Regions from separate parts of the Homo sapiens genome. Here region 1 is linked to region 2. A link is a loop called in an ENCODE intact Hi-C map of the cell type or tissue named here. Cell type or tissue: mammary epithelial cell. All regions are shown on one strand.

Region 1 (8,000 bases), 1.6 Mb after region 2:
TAAAGTTACTTAACATGGACAATTGTAGCAAGTACACACAAAGAGTACACAGAGTTGGGTTTGAATCCTAACTTTGTCAACTAATAAGGACTGTTTTGCTTGTCATTTACAGAAAATCTAACCCAAATTGGCTTAAGCAAAAATATAAAAAATAAAATGACAGGGATCTTTATTAGTGGTCAAACTTTAGACACATCAACCTAGGAAATCAAGTGCTATATTTAAATACTGTTTCTCTCCTTATGATAACTTACTTTTCATCCATTGGGTGCAATTCTCTGGCAAGCTACATTAGATAAGAGCTAACAGGTCCCAGTTAATTTTCAAGTTCACTAGAGTTAGAAAGAACATATTTTTTGATATATCAAATTAAAGATGAATTCTTTTGTCTTAGGTCATGGCCCTATTTCTGAACCAATTACTTTGGCCAGGGTTTGAAATTGGCCAAACCCAATTCATATATATACCTCCAAAACCATCAGGGATAGGTGTCAGGTCTCCCTGAAGTTCACTGAGATCCTCTGAATTCTCTGAATTGAAGCCAGCATGCCATGGTCACTAGAAGAAAACTAGTTAATAGTTACTAAAAAAATAGAAGGAAAAGATGCAAGACTGGCAAAAAACAACATATGTTTGCACATACAGCCCAATTGCTATCTGTGTACCCTTGAACAAGTTACTTAACACTGTGGCTGTCAGTTTCTCTAATTATAGCAGGAGTAATAATATCTATCTTCCAGGGTTTTCATGACCATTAAATGAGATAGGCAATCTATATAACTTTGGCATAATTACATGTATAATAAGTTCTCAACAAATAATACTGTTTTCTTTTCATCTATACCTCCTCTGACTCCTTGCTCTCTTAACCAATATCAAATGCACAGTATAGTTATATTTTATCCAAAACATAAGGATCTTTTAAAATTTGGATAAATCTGTTAGAATTTCTCCTTTTTAGACTTCTCTTCTCCATACTCCTTCATAACATCTGCAGTCTAGAGCAAGTAGGACTGATACAGACAGGAGACAGCCAAGGGTCCATGGCAAAACCCTGCCTTCTAGCCTAAAACAGCATGAAGGCTGAAAAATCAAACTGCTGCTCCTGGATGAAGCCCACCCTTTCCCCTTTCCCGACTGATTCTCTCTGACTAATGCCCACCTGCACCCTGGGAGAATAGGGTGGAGCCTCAGGCAGTTCATGCCATTTGCAGCCAGGAGGAGCCTGGCCTCTTCAGTTCCTGTGTGGTGACCTGGGATTCAATCTGTGAGATGGAGGGCCTGTTAGCAGGACTCCATCTCACTTTGCTGAGTTTTTTTTTTCCTTTTTTCTTTTCACTCAATAAATTTTGTTCCCCACCCTTCTATGTGTCCATGAACCTAGTCTTTTTTGGTCATGTGACAAGAACCCAGTTTTAGCTGAACTAAGGAGAAAGTTCTGCAACAAGATCAAGTACAAATGCTGACCTCAAAGATTTCATACTTAAAGCAGTCTGAATATAGAGTGTAGTGGTAGTAATTGTGAAAAAGCACATTAGCACCACCCGTATAATTTGAACAATTATAATACCAACATTTTCCAAATAAGTGATTCCTTATTTTAATATAATATTATTTGTATTCATCTTAGGTCAATTCAAGGTAGTTTATATTGTACTTAGCATAAAATGTTCACTAAGAAATAGCCTAAATTAAATCAGTAATTCTTCCTGTGCCACTGCTATTAGGTTCAATTACTTGAGAACAGAGAATTAATATTAGGACTAATAATAGTTTCTTATATATCATTATATCTTAATGAGTTTGAAGTATTATCTAACATTGGAAGAGAGAGTTATGCCATGAAACTAGTACACATTAATTTAAGAACTACATTGTAATCACACCCCAAATCAAATAGTCCAGACTCCTTGACAAGGGCGTAATTCAAATGTGAAGCCCCATGGCATCAAGAGGCACTGCAATGAACCTTAAAAGTTTTCACAGATTCATTAATTTGTTAACATAAGTATGTGGAAGTTAATTTGAACTTTCAAACAGATTTTATTGAAGCATTCTCTATGTCACATGAGGCTTATTATTAAGAGAAATATAATAAACATACAAACCACAAAACAATAAAGATTTCAAAAATATTACCTTTACTTGCTTCCTACACTGAAGCTGACTTACTTTAAATTATATAAAATTGTATATTAAGAATTTTGGCAAACTATTCACTCGTAAAATGCATTTAATTTTCTGCGCATTTTGAATACACACTTTAGCAACTTGTTTCTTCATATTATGTCTATATTTCAGGAGAGCAATTTAGTACATGGTAAGAAACACAGTTTTTAAGTGAAGTGAAATCTCATGTGTTAAAATACTACAAAACTTTAAAACCCTGATTTTTAAAGTGTTGAGATACTTAAGTCTTTGAATAAAGATATATCTTTATCCTAAATCAAATACTTTTTGCCATATATGTCCTCACTTAATCCATGGGAGAATGAGCTATTACTTTAGCTTTAAAAAATGTTTTCAATCTCAGATACTTAGAATAGCAAGATGAGTAGTGGTTCCACTGGTCTTAATTCAAAGTACTAAAGATGGGAATAGAATTTGAGTTGGAAGTAGAGCTCCCTAGAATTTCCATTAAAATACCATTAATTGTTCTAAAAAATTATTCTATGATTGCCAACTGCCTCTCCCATCTCTTATTTTTCCATGAATTTATATTTTAGGGAATTTGTACCAGCTTATTTGGTATATTTCTTTTCACTTTTTAGGTTTTATTTTTAAGTTATCCATTCTACCATATTCCTTTGCTTTTATCTTCCAAGACTTCTACTGATTTAAAAAATTATTATGGAAGTTATATTTTAAATTTGTAAAATCTGAATAGTCAATTCAATCTTGTAGAATAGCAAATCCGGTGTATTCATAGTGTTAGAGATTAAAACCTAGTATAAAGATACAGTAATGAATATAGTGTATGTACCAACATAGAAAAGGCCAATAAAACATAACTGAGAGTCAAAAAAAGACCCTCATACATATCTGTCTCTTGACTTATGACAAAGGTAACACTAAAGTGTGATGGAAGAATAACAGTTTTGCCGATAATTATTGCTGAAAATATTAGCTATTTATGTGAAAAAAAAATCTTGACCTACTTAATACCACATGCAAAAACAGTTACAGAAATATTGCAAATCAAAATGTAACAAGTAAACTATAATGTTTAATGACAGAGCAGGAGCACCGTCATCTTGGACAAACACTGCCACTTTGAGTTCCAGCTCCCTTTCTAGCTTCATGCGTTTCAAGGAAATCACTTCTCTTCTAACTACAACCAGACAGAAAGAGCAGACAGTAAAACACAGATAAGACAGCTTGGGCACAGAGAAAAGTAGGGGGAAAGTCTCTTGGGTTACTGCCAAATTTCACCCTCATACAGTGAGCCCCAGTAAAACAGTGGGCCTTAATAAGAACATTCCTTTCCCTTGAGGTGCAGTAAGGTAGGGAAGCTAAAAGCAAACTCCGGGGGATATGCCTGCAGCTGCAGAGAGATGTATGGGAACAAACACACAACTCTCCCTCTCAGATAAACACAACAAACAGACACAAAAGCAGTCCAATCCTCTAATAAACTCTCGTACCCTAAATCCTTAAAAACTCGTAGTCTGTAAAAAAGTGTGGCTCTAATCTAACTTGGCCAGCAACCCCTCTCAGATTCGTTTAAAATAAACCTGTCCCTGTTAACTGTAAAGCCAATCTTCGTGTTTCTCTCCTCTTTCTTTAATTCTTACAGTTTTTATTAGAAAACCAAGAAAAATATCTTAATGGCATTAGATTACATAATGATTTCTTTACAAGCACACAAAAAAATACAAATAGGAGATGAGATTTATCAACATTAAACACCAAGTGCTTCTGTTCCTCCAAAAACATTATTGAAAGAATAGAAATTCAAGCCACACATTGGGAGAAGATATTTACAATACTTCTATCTGACAAAGAACTCACATCCTGTATACTTACTGATAAGACTCCTATGAATTACTAAAAAAAGAGAAAACTCCAAAGAAATGTGGCAAAAATCTTGACTAGATACATTACAATATACAGCATTTAAATGTCCAATAAACATATCGACTAATGCTAAATTTAGTTAATCACTAAGAAGGTGCAAATTTAAATCCCAGTATAATACTACTGTACACCCATTCATATTGCAAAAATGAAAAAGACTGACACCAAGTGTTGACAAGGGTGTGGAGCAACTAATGGTGGGAGTATAAATGATTAGAATCATTTTGGAAAATAATTTGGCAGTATCTGCTAATCTTTAGCATCTGCATACTGTTTGAAGCAGCACATCTCCTCCCAGGTGTAAATGTAACAGAAATGTGGACCCATGTACACTGAAAGACAAGTTCAATGATGTTTATAATAACACTATTCATAATAGTCCCAAACTGGAAACAATGCAGACATAAGTGGCATTAATAAATACACCTATTACTGAGAGTGAAAGTGAGCAAAATTATCACTGAGCAACATAGCAGGGTATAATCACAAAAACAAAGTGTTGAGCAAAAGAAGCCAATCACAAAAGAGTTCCTACTGTATAAATACATGTAACTTTTTTTTTTAATAAGCAAAACTAACCAATATAGTAATTTTATTTGCTGACAAGAGGGAAAGAGGCTGGAAATGATGATGACAAAAGCATCTGTGGTGTTGATATTATACTGTGTTTTGATCTTTATCTCATTACAAGGATATATTCACTTTGTTAAAATCATAGAGCTGTATGACTTGATTTAAGCCCATTTTGTATGTATATTTCATGAAAATATTGCATACTTTCAATGTCTTTTTAAATGTTTTTTTTTATTTCTCATATTAATTTGTTTTTTTATAGATATACATTTTTCTTGATCTTTTCAAAGTGAAATTTTAAGATATTTAAATTATCAGATCATCTTAGGATTTTCTTTTTTTCTTGGTTTTTAAAATTTGTTTATCGTTATAATTCCTTTTTTCAGAAGATATATCAGATATGTATTGATTCTTTGTTTCTATTTCTACCTAAAATGAATCATTGAGAAGAACAGTAATTCACTCAATGCAAGGCAAAGCTTACTTACCTGCAACATTGGTCTAGGGCAACTGAGCAGCTAACAAGCCATTATGCTGCTGTTTCTTTAAAGAACACAATTAAGAAAGCTTCACTTACATGAGTTGCTCTGTTTCTCCTAAAATAGTATATTGAATTTATGTTGAAAATAACTAATTTTGTTTTTGTGTTCGTCCAACATTAATGCTTGGAGACTGTTTTCTGCTACAGTTGATATTGAATGTTGGTTGCATGTCTGGATATACAGCATGTAGACAAGGGATTCTTAAATACTGTTGCAATTGAATCCCTAATTTTTAGTCCTACATCTTATGCTTGCATCCCCTCCTGTCCTGCATCCTTGAACTTGTCTAGAATTCTTCCAAGGAGAGGAATTCCCTCTTTGGTTAAAACCTTTCTGCACGCATTCTCATTTGTGAAAATTTAATTTCCTTCTTTAGTCACTTCCATTTATATTCACCTTCCAGAAAATATTTGAAATATTTCATTTTATGATTATCTGTTTCCCATGATCTTCATTGTCATGGGTTTATACCTTTAAAAACCTTTCATTATCATCTTATTAGTATCTTTGCATAAAGTAGATCAATGTATAGACTTAATTTGTAACCTTGAATCACAAGGCATATAGATACGTATTTAAACATAAGAGAGTTTATGTTTGTGTGGGTGTTACAGCTGAAAGAGCACTGTAGTTAGAGTCAAAAGATATATAAATCTGAATTTAAGTTTCTTTACAGCCATATACCAAATGGTTGACCTTGAACAAGTACATAATAACTCTGAGTTAAATTAATATAAAATATAAGGACCTAAGGCATATTAATCTAACACATGAAACTCAGCAGTTAAACTTTGAAATGTTATATAATTGAGAATGATTTATTATATGTCCTTACTGAAAACAATGAGTTTCATCATCATTATATAGAAAGCAGTATACACTATAATTTTTTAACAATCTTATTTAACATTCAATGCAGTAGTAATTGATGACTCATGCAGATTTTACTCTTGCTAATACTAATTATAATGATGAAGCCATCCTATGTATACTGTATTTCCTAAGGCAATTAAGAAAATATAATAAATTATAGCCTCCCTATTTTTATTCAGCCTGTTCTGTTATCTTTATATATTGCGTAGCTCTTAAGATTAAAATGGACGTGGTTTTTTTTAACTCAATAGATTATGAGAACCAGAAATATGTACATATATATGAATAATGTAATGAATGTGTACTATGTTAACAAGGCTAAAGTGAAACTATGTTCCCTAGAAGTCTGTTCCCTATGTGATTCCAGGTTAGGATTTTCCACAGGAGAATTCTCTGCAATATTTGGAAGGCAGAAGTGAAGCAGCAGCCACCCGTAGGCTTAGTTAGTTAAAGTTGGATAAAGTGCTGCTGCAATTCATGCACGTTGTCTCTGGTCTGCTGGGTCACTTTGTTGGTGTGGGCCAACAGCTGTGCCTGAAGCTTGTGTATGTAGTATATACAAATTTTCCTCCTTCATTTTCTCTAATTCCTGTGCCTCATACCTGTGTGGTTTCATGGGAAAGTTGCTAACGTTTTCCTCATGTGAATTTGGTGGCTGGAGGCGTTGAGAAACAGACAATGATTTTAATTTGTCCCAGAGGTTCCACCACATCATCAGAGCTGCTAGTTTGTCCTTGCTCTCCATATTTCACATCCAATTTTTTTCCTGCTGTTCGACCTGATGACAAAATCCAGCACCAAAAGCAGAATCAACAGCCTTAAATAGGCTGCTTAACTTGCCCTCACAATTGAGCACGTTCAAAATCCTATAAAAGCACACTCTATTCATATTATTAACAGTAAGTCTGCTTATCTGATTGAAATATACCTGATAATGAACAGTAAGATACAATCATGAAGTAGGCACAAGACAATGGACTGCATGCATCTTAGGAAGTGAAAAGCTGAACATGACCTAGACAAGAAGAATCTGAAAATTGACATAGAAATAAAGAATATGTAAAGAAAAAAGAGGTTGCATATATTTTCCTAGTGGTAATTAGAAGACAATGCAGGAGACTTCAGAATTATTGTTTTATTAAGCAGCAAAAATATTACCTTGTATTTGCTGAAAGATAAGCCAAATTGATATGTTGATGACTGACATGTAATGAAGGGAACCATGGTTGTAAATACAAGTGTATTGATCAAAATGTTATGAGAAGAATTTTAAAATAACATAAGGTAAACCCATTTAATGTGCCTATTGTTGTAGATGACATCAATGTGAAAATAAGATAATTTATTCTAATTTTTAAATTTTAGTTTCAAGAGGGTACATGTGCAGGTTTGTTACGTGGATATTTTGGACAGTACTAGGATTTGGGCTGCTATTGAACTCATCACCCAAATAGTGAATATAGTAGTTAATAGGTAGTTTTTCAACCTTGGTCCCCTCCCTCCCTCGTTTCCCACTTTTGGAGACCACAGTGTCTATTGTTTCTGTCTTTGTGTCTGTGTGTACCCATTTTGTAGCTCTCACTTATAAGGGAGAACATGCAGTATTTGATTTTCTGTTTCTTCATTAATTCAATTGTGATAATGACCTCCAGTTGCCTCCATGTTCCTGCAAAGGACATGATCTCATTCTTTCTTATGACTGTGTAGTATTCCATGGTGTATATGTACCAATTTTATTTATCCAATCCACCATGGTTGGGCACACAGGTGGATTCCATGACTTTGCTGTTGTGAATAGTTCTGCAATAAAGATGAGTTCAGATGTCTTTTGGTAGAATAACATCTCTTCCATTAGTTAGATATCAGTAACAGGTAGTTCTATTTTTGGTGGGTTGAGGAATCTCCAATCTACTTTCCACAGAGGCTGAACTAATT
Region 2 (8,000 bases):
GGGATGGTCCTCCCTGGAAATACAGCCTGCTTGTTGATTCAATTTAGAGCCAAATCTCTCAATCAAGTACCTCTTTTGATGGAACCCGGGAGCCTTTCCTCTTGTTCCACCACGTCTCCAGCATGGCTATGAAGCAGGAGAGGACAATTCCAGCAGCCAGGATACAAAAGACCCCTGCAAAGCTCTTTATGTCCAGGGCGCCTCCTTTCTGCTTTGTGTCCACTGACGAGTACAGGTCACACTGGCCATTCTTAGGCCACCATTTGTGCTTCAGGATGTCCATGTCACCATTCTGCTGAAGCTCCAGGATCCTTGGGATAAAGAACATAAGCATGTGTTATTACAGACATAGTTATCGCCCTGGTTCACAACACATCCATTTATAATCCCACCTCTGTAGGATGGTGGCTGTCAAAGGGAAATGAATATATAGATCTGCTTGTTTTAGATGGAATGCTAGGAAACAGAAAGTCATCATTGCTTTGATTCTACAGACAGCATTGCACCACACTGCTTTCCTCTCTCTCTTCACCCATCCCACCCTCCCATCTTCCTCTCTCCTTTTCTTCCTATTCTTCTTCTTCTGGTTTCATTCTATAATTCTAAATATTTTCCTCCTGGTTTGCTTCAGTGTGTTTTTACAATCACAATTCAGAGGCACTGTTTTTATATGCTTTCAAGTTGTTGTAGTTCTGTGTCCCTTTCCTACATCCAGAATGATACTCAGGATCTTAATGCTTTTATGAAGAACGTTTTGCTGCTTAGAGCAAGATGCTGGCGTAATGTCACCCAGCATATGCTACACACAAAGAAATTCAATTAAGAAGACCTATTATTTAACACAGTGTGAGAGGAAGCCTTGGGATAAGTTTCAAGTTGATAAAATACATCTTTTTTGGTTTTTCGCACAACTGATCTAGTTTCCCTTTTAATGCCAAAGGGGAAGTAATCTTACCTTGGAAAACAAGAAGAAAACCTGACCAGAGGCTTTCAGAAGTAGTTAAATTCAAATAGGAAAAACCCTCTTCTTTTTCTTCTGCTGCTTCTTTTTCCCCTCCCCAGAGTCTGAGGGTAGCTGCACACTGCAGCTTTTTAAAGTGTGTTTTTCATAGAGGAATTATTCTCAATTCCCAGTGCTTCTTAGGCTCTACCTGAGGCCAGCCTAGATGTGGCCCTCCTCCAGCTATGCCCTTTTTCACAGGGCAAGGAAGATCAGACCAAGGCTGTGTGCCTGTACAGAGTGTGCATCGTCCTCTGGGTTCCCTGGAATTTCCTGGCCAAACAGCTTAGTGCTCTTCCAGGGCCTGCCAGGCCTATTCCCAGGGTTGTCCTCCTGGCAGAAGATCTTACAGCCACGGGTGCACCATAGCTCTATAGGGTGGAGTTTGTAGAGTGTGGACAGAGCTCAGATGAGTGAGCTCGGGTGTATACAGCCTTGCGTAGGAGACACTTCAGCGTGCAAGTTGGAGCTGCAGGTGGAAAGAAAGGGCCCCAGAGCCCTGTGCTCCTGGGTCAGTTCAGACCTCCTGGCTAGTCACATAGAAACTTAAACCTGGCCTCCCAGGGGTCATGAAGGTATATTTGTCCAGATAAGAACATAGAATATATTATATCAAACAGGTTTTAGTTTAATGCATAATTTTTACATAATTAGACTTGGGGTATGTGAACCTATATTTGTACTCTTGCCCAAGGTCTTGGATTATTTGGGGTGAGACTGCTTACAATTTAAGAGTTCAGAGAATGGAGTTGTAGTGACCTTTTTACCTGTTTCATGTCATCCACATGGCTAGAAGAACAAGCAACATGATAAAGGGAAGAAGATTTTGTGCATTGGAAGTTGGGTCAGTGTTTAATCTGAGTTAAACTAGAGTGAGACCAGCCCTTAAGGCTCTGGTAGAGGGTTGGTCTCAGGTCCCTGTCATCTCTCCCAGACGTTCCCACAGCCTCAGCTCTGGTGCCCCGTGCTGGCAGTCCAGGACTGAGACTGTTCTGAAACCTCCCCCACAACCTGGACCTTTTCTCCTTGCTTCCTGTGAAATGTATCTGTCTAGAGTGTTGCTCTAGAAGAGTAATTAATTTGATTAATTGAATTTACTAAAATGATTATGAATATTAATGGGTTATATGTCACCCTTATTCCAGCTTCCATTCCAGAAAAAGCCATTTGCATTTCCAGAATTTCCAAAAGTGCATTTCACAGCAAACCAGTACCTACAAGACCTCTGTAAGAAAAGGGCCTTGTGGTTATTAATTCTGAGAAACACACTCTTGGGAATTTACAAAGATGTCAGCCTATTAAAGACTCTCAGAAGACCAGCAGAAAAGAAAACGGCATGATTTTGTTTAACTCAGCATTTCCCAAACTTATGACCTTCATTCCCCTTCTCTCATTTTGCTTTCCAAGTAACAGGTTTAAGAAATACACATGGGAAATAATCTCTTGATCCAAAGAAGCAACTACTTGTAGAAATTTCCAGCACTGTGTTAGGCAACACACAAAGATGTAATCATGGTATCAAAATTACTTTCCTGGCCTATTCATGAATATCATTTAAATGATGTTGGTATTGCTCGTCGATAGGTGTAAAGCTTCAGTTATGCAAGAGGGAAAAGTTCTTGAAAACTACTGTACAACATTGTAACTATAGTTAGCAATACTGTATTGTACATTAAAAATTTTCATAGAATAGCACCCATGTTAAGAATTCTTACCATAATAATAAAAAATAATGGCACATCCCTTATGTATTTGCCCACCTAAAGGCTCTAGGTAGTCAGAGCACCATTGATTACCTTGGAGGAAAAATGTAGTCATCTTTGAACAAATAATTCTTTTTAAATTTGAGTTTATAAGTACTTGTAGATATAAAAGGCAACTACAGCAACATTTGCTTAATGAGAATACATCTGGGCACAAAATGAGATCCTGTTATCCTGCTCTCCTATTTGCATCACACCATATTGGTCAGTAGCCTTGTGATACGGTTTGGCTCCGTGTCCCCACACAAATCTCACCTTGTAATAATCTCCACGTGTCAAGTGCAGGACAGGTGGAGATAATTGAATCATGGGGGTGGTTTCCCTCATGCCGTTCTTGTGATAGTGAGTCTCACGAGATCTGATGGTTTTATAAGGGGCTTCCCCTTTGCTCAGCACTCATTCTCTCTCCCGCTGCCTTGTGAAGAGGTGCCTTCCACCATGATTGTAAGTTTCCTGAGGCCTCCCCAGCCATGGGGAACTGTGAGTCAATTAAACTTCTTTCTTTATAAACTACCCAGTCTTGGGTATTTCTTCATAGCAGTGAGAGAACGAACTAATACACTGTGAAAGTGTAAGAATTTTCCTTCATAGCACTTATCATCATTTATAATTACTTGATCAGTCTGTTCCATTTTCGAGAGTGTGTACTCATCCTCCATATTGCCTCCTACAGAGCAGGTGCATATTTATTGATGGAATATACTCAACACAGTTTTGGTAAATGAATCCTAAACTCTGATATCAGATCCTATTCTTTTTTCTTACGATTGATGCTGTTTTCTAATTTATTCCATTCCTGTTTTATTCATCTATCCATTTAATAAACAGTTGAAGAATGACTTCATTCCAGACATTTCCTTGGGTACAAAATTTATTCTAAACCACGACTGCACATTCCACCGGAGAGGCTTGAGTGACACTGTGAAGCCATTTTTTTAATGCCCTCAATTCATGTTCATTTATTCCTTCCTTCATTCAGGAACTTAATTACTGCCTACACTTTCTTCTCAGTGGTATTTGGGGCCCTTGCATTTCATTTTATTTAATTTTGTCTCCTTATTCTTTCTAAACTTGGAAAATATTTTGACTTTAGAAATCATTATTGAAATATATATATATGCCTCATATATATATATATATATATATATAATACCTCACCTATTTAAATTCTAATAGGAATTAAAAGCCTTAAACCCAAAAAAAATCATTTAATTGCAGAATTTTTAGGTTCAGCCAGCTGAGCGATAGGAGATCATCGAGGGGAAAGAAGGAAGCACCCTCTCTAGGTGCTTCAAGTACGAATATGCCACAAAAATCTCTTTGTATTGTTTATTTTATGCTCACGGCAGCACAAGTGGCTGGGGCATTGCAGGGAGATTTCATCTTTGGGGATGTACAGAGAAATTGGACCATCTGACCCCTCAGTCACCCCTGACAACAGATTCCAGGAATACAGGCTGGCATGGGCTACAAGTGTTGGAAGGGAATGAAAGTGTTCTCTAAGTCCAGAGTTCTGTCATAACATTTTGCTACAAAATCTAGTGTTCCTGGAAATTCCATCAGAATGGTCTCACTATGGCCTCCTTTTTATGATTTAACAAAAACCCAATTTAAAGATTATGTAAAGCAAGTGTGGTAAAATATAATGCACTGCCTGGAAGATGAATAGGATGAATTCTTATAATAAGCAAAGAGATATGTTCCCTTCAATCTTCCCAAAGCACTGGCCCTTTTAAATTGAACTTGAAAATCTAAAGAATTGTACCTTGTAATTATAAGCAACAATAATGTGTATGTATGTGTGCGAGTGTGTGTGTGTGCGCGTATGTATGACAATGCAAAAATTGAGTTGCAAAATTCTTAATAAACACAAGAAAAACTTTTGAGTTTATGGAACAATAATGTTCTGTTTGGCGTGCAATTTCCACAAGATGGCAGTATTTGCTCATAGAGAGCAAAGAGTTACTGTGGTTATTGTTAATCTATGGGATTGAAGTGCTGAAGTATAGACTTTGTGGGGCTGTAAATACTTAAACTATTAGAAATAAGTTTAGCTATTAGACTGTGATGAACTAACGGCTAAAATCTCTTTTTGGAGTATAGTCAGAAAAATTCCTGCTATTTTTACACCATGGTGATGCATAACAACACTTACTTTTGAGGGTCATTGTGGTGTGAATTAATAAGACCACACGTGACGATCTCAGTGAGCAAGATGCATGAAAAGCTCATTACCTGGCACGCGGAAGGCTATTGCAACTCTAAAGCTAGACTTATTATTGTCACATGTATCACTATTGTTCTTTCTTTGGACCTGTTCCGGTACATACTTCTTAATGGAGAATTACATGCCCATATGATCAATGAATGATTGATTCACTGACACGGACATCTCATTTCCTTTTTTTCATCCAAAATATTAAAACATTTGTGATCCCATTGAACAGAAAAATTTTAGAAGTCCATAAAACTTAATTGCAATTTGAAAATTGCACTGATTTCTTTATTGGTATAAATGAGGAAATTTCAGGGGAAGGGAGTAGAGGAATCAAAAGATCCTTCTTTCATATTAAAATTAAAGAAATCCAACAGGTTTAGGCATTCATCTTGAAGAGCCTTTTTAGCCTCATTTGTGTTTGAGACTCACACTAATTTTTGATCCCTTACCATTTTTAGTCACTACTCTAGGAAATGATTTTCAAATTAATTTATTTGTTACAAAACAGGTTGCTGAAAGTTGGACGCAAATTTCTAATCCCACATAGGTCACTCTGATTTTGTCCTTAAATACCATCGCTGTCAATAAGTTCCTCTCAAACTTTTCTGGAATCATGGCCCATAGGTGAATTCCTACTGAACCAAACTAAAAAAGTTACTGGTTACTGGTTACCTAAGAAAAATGACACCTGCCTTTTTAGTCATTTCTACTAGGAAATTAGAATGGGAAAGGTTGCAGACATTATTGCTTCCCCGTCTGTTTCTCCTCCCCCATTTTATGGATGAAGACGCTAAGTAATCCGGCATAATGATTCCCTAGATTTTTCACATGGAACACACAATCTCACTGCTGTAGAGTTTAAATGACTTTTTAAGTTGCTCACACAGATAATAAATAGTTGAATTGGGCTTAGAACTCAGGTCTGCCTTCCAGCACATTTCTCTCCATTATCTCACACAGCTTCTAATATGTAAGTATGCAGAGAAAAGCTATCTTCTTTAGTTTCAGAGATTTCTTAAACCCTGAGTAAACGTCTCATCAATATGTTTCCTCTAAACCAAACAATATAATTATAGTGTGATAGCAAATGTATTCATGCTACAATTTGGGTATGCAGAGAAAATGTAGCTTTTCTCTATAACTTAATTGATCTTAGGAGGACTGTGCCTACTGAGCAGTGGGGAAAAAACTAAATTTAGCCCAATATGATTTAAAATTTAATCTCATCTAATAATTTAACATGTCTCTAGCTTTAGCTCAATCTACTTGAGAGAATTACTCAATTCTTCCCATTTCTTCTCTTTTCCCTTACTCTTTTTCAAAATGGTATCAGGATTTATGGAGGACAGCATTATATCCCTGAAATTAGGGATTTAGGGGAAAGGTGGTGGCTGGTCTCTTGCAGGTCCTTGAATTCGCTTTGGCAGCTCTCCTTTGAGGTGGGATGGGCTTGGGTTCAGTTTTAGAGATTAATAGGTGACTGCTGCTAAAGTCTGCAAAGGCTATAGGTGCTAAAAGTTGGCTAATGTAGGGCTTATGGGCTCCTCCCTGCTGACTCAGCCTCCTTTGGTTTGTTGGGGTGCTCTACATCCTTCTGAGCCTCTGCCATTTTCTTTATCCAGCCCCTGATGATTCTGTAGCCCTCCAGATGGTATGATGACCTCACCTTGTTATTCACTGTGGAGGGGCCCAAGGCAGGTCCATATGCTCTAACCCCGCATGCGAGGCACAGGAAAGAAAGGGAGGCCTGGGAATGATTATTGAACCTGTGCTTTTTCCTGACCCTGCTGCTCTGCATTCTTAATGATCTGAGGTCTTCTCTGTTGTTAAAGAGCCTGGTGTGCCCTGGGAACTCCCCCAGAGACCCTAAAGGGAAGAGAAGCATTAGGTCTTCTACCCTTGTTGTGCCTTTCAATCTATCTAATGTCTTCTTGCCTTTCTCTTCTCCTGACCTCTGTTAGAATCCTCTGGTCAGAAGAAGTAAGGCTTCCTTTCCTCTCCTGAATATCCTTCTTACACCCTAGGTCTTCAAGCTTCTTGTCCTGTCATAGTGAAAGATAATTATAGCTATGTAACGCCAGAAACTCTATGATACAAGACCTTTTGGTACTTCTTCAATTTGGAAGTATTGAGGCAATTTGGGGGTAGAAATTCGTGAGGATAAAATAACCATTTTAATATTTCAAAAATATTTTATCAGTACCTACTTATGAGTTTTATGTAACCAAAATTAAAAAGATATTTAGGAGAGAGTCCCATTACTCAATACTGTTTAATGTCAGTTATCACTGAGAAAGAAATTTTGAAATTTCTGAAAAAAAGTTATTTTTTTCACACACTGAATAAATCTATTTTGGCTCATAATATCCACATTATTAAATTCATTTTCTGGGTTTTCACAAAATTTTCCTCTCCATGGTTACTGAGAAAGTATTAATAATAGCATGCAGATGATTTTCAGAAAAAACTTTAGCTCAATAGGTTTTTCATTCATTCATCAATTTTTTCATCCTAGCTTTGGAAAACGTAGGTAATCTTGCATCGAAGCAGAAGCACTTCTCAAAGATTAAGATTTAAACAATTAAGCATAGTGGCACTTTGATTGGCATATCTAATATTACAATTTGCATATCAGAGTTGTAAAAATCAATTCTATCAACTTCCTGTGAATCAATCATCAATCGATTATTTTTCTTAAGCAAAATCTCTTAGTGATCAGTTGGTAACATTAAGTGCAACAAATATTTATTGATAGCATCTAATACCTCAGTAATATCAAATAGTGTAAGGGAAACTATTAGGAGCTATTTCCTTTGTTTAAATTGAACTTTTAACTATTTCTTCTAGCTAGTTGAGCCAAATGGCAGTTGCTTAATTTCAATCCACCAAGAGTTTCTATCATATAGGTTAATAGTACTTCATGGTATTTCAAATAAATTCATAACTATCATCTTTTAGACTAGAGGTCAGCAAGCTTTTCTTGTTAAGGGTCAGATAGCCAATATTTTAGACTTTGTGG

Evidence for each region. Peaks named below come from ENCODE experiments on the same cell type or tissue, not always from the same donor. Only the 100,000 strongest peaks of a DNase experiment are listed, where the experiment ranks them.
Region 1: it touches region 2 in a loop (18-fold over the local background); 2 of 110 quality-filtered maps call a loop at or near these places.

The regions. Positions count from the first base shown.
Region 1 is chr4:92,168,655-92,176,654 of GRCh38, reverse strand. No RefSeq gene overlaps it. Among named protein-coding and RNA genes, the nearest start is that of LNCPRESS2, 100 kb to the left of the region's middle. In mammary epithelial cell, a CTCF peak has its summit at 4,254; no DNase peak of the experiment used is centred here.
Region 2 is chr4:93,761,521-93,769,520 of GRCh38, reverse strand. It overlaps GRID2 (glutamate ionotropic receptor delta type subunit 2), which reads right to left. Exons shown (of 16, transcript NM_001510.4): 15 at 71-311. Among named protein-coding and RNA genes, the nearest start is that of ATOH1, 63 kb to the left of the region's middle. In mammary epithelial cell, a CTCF peak has its summit at 4,702 (motif pointing right); no DNase peak of the experiment used is centred here.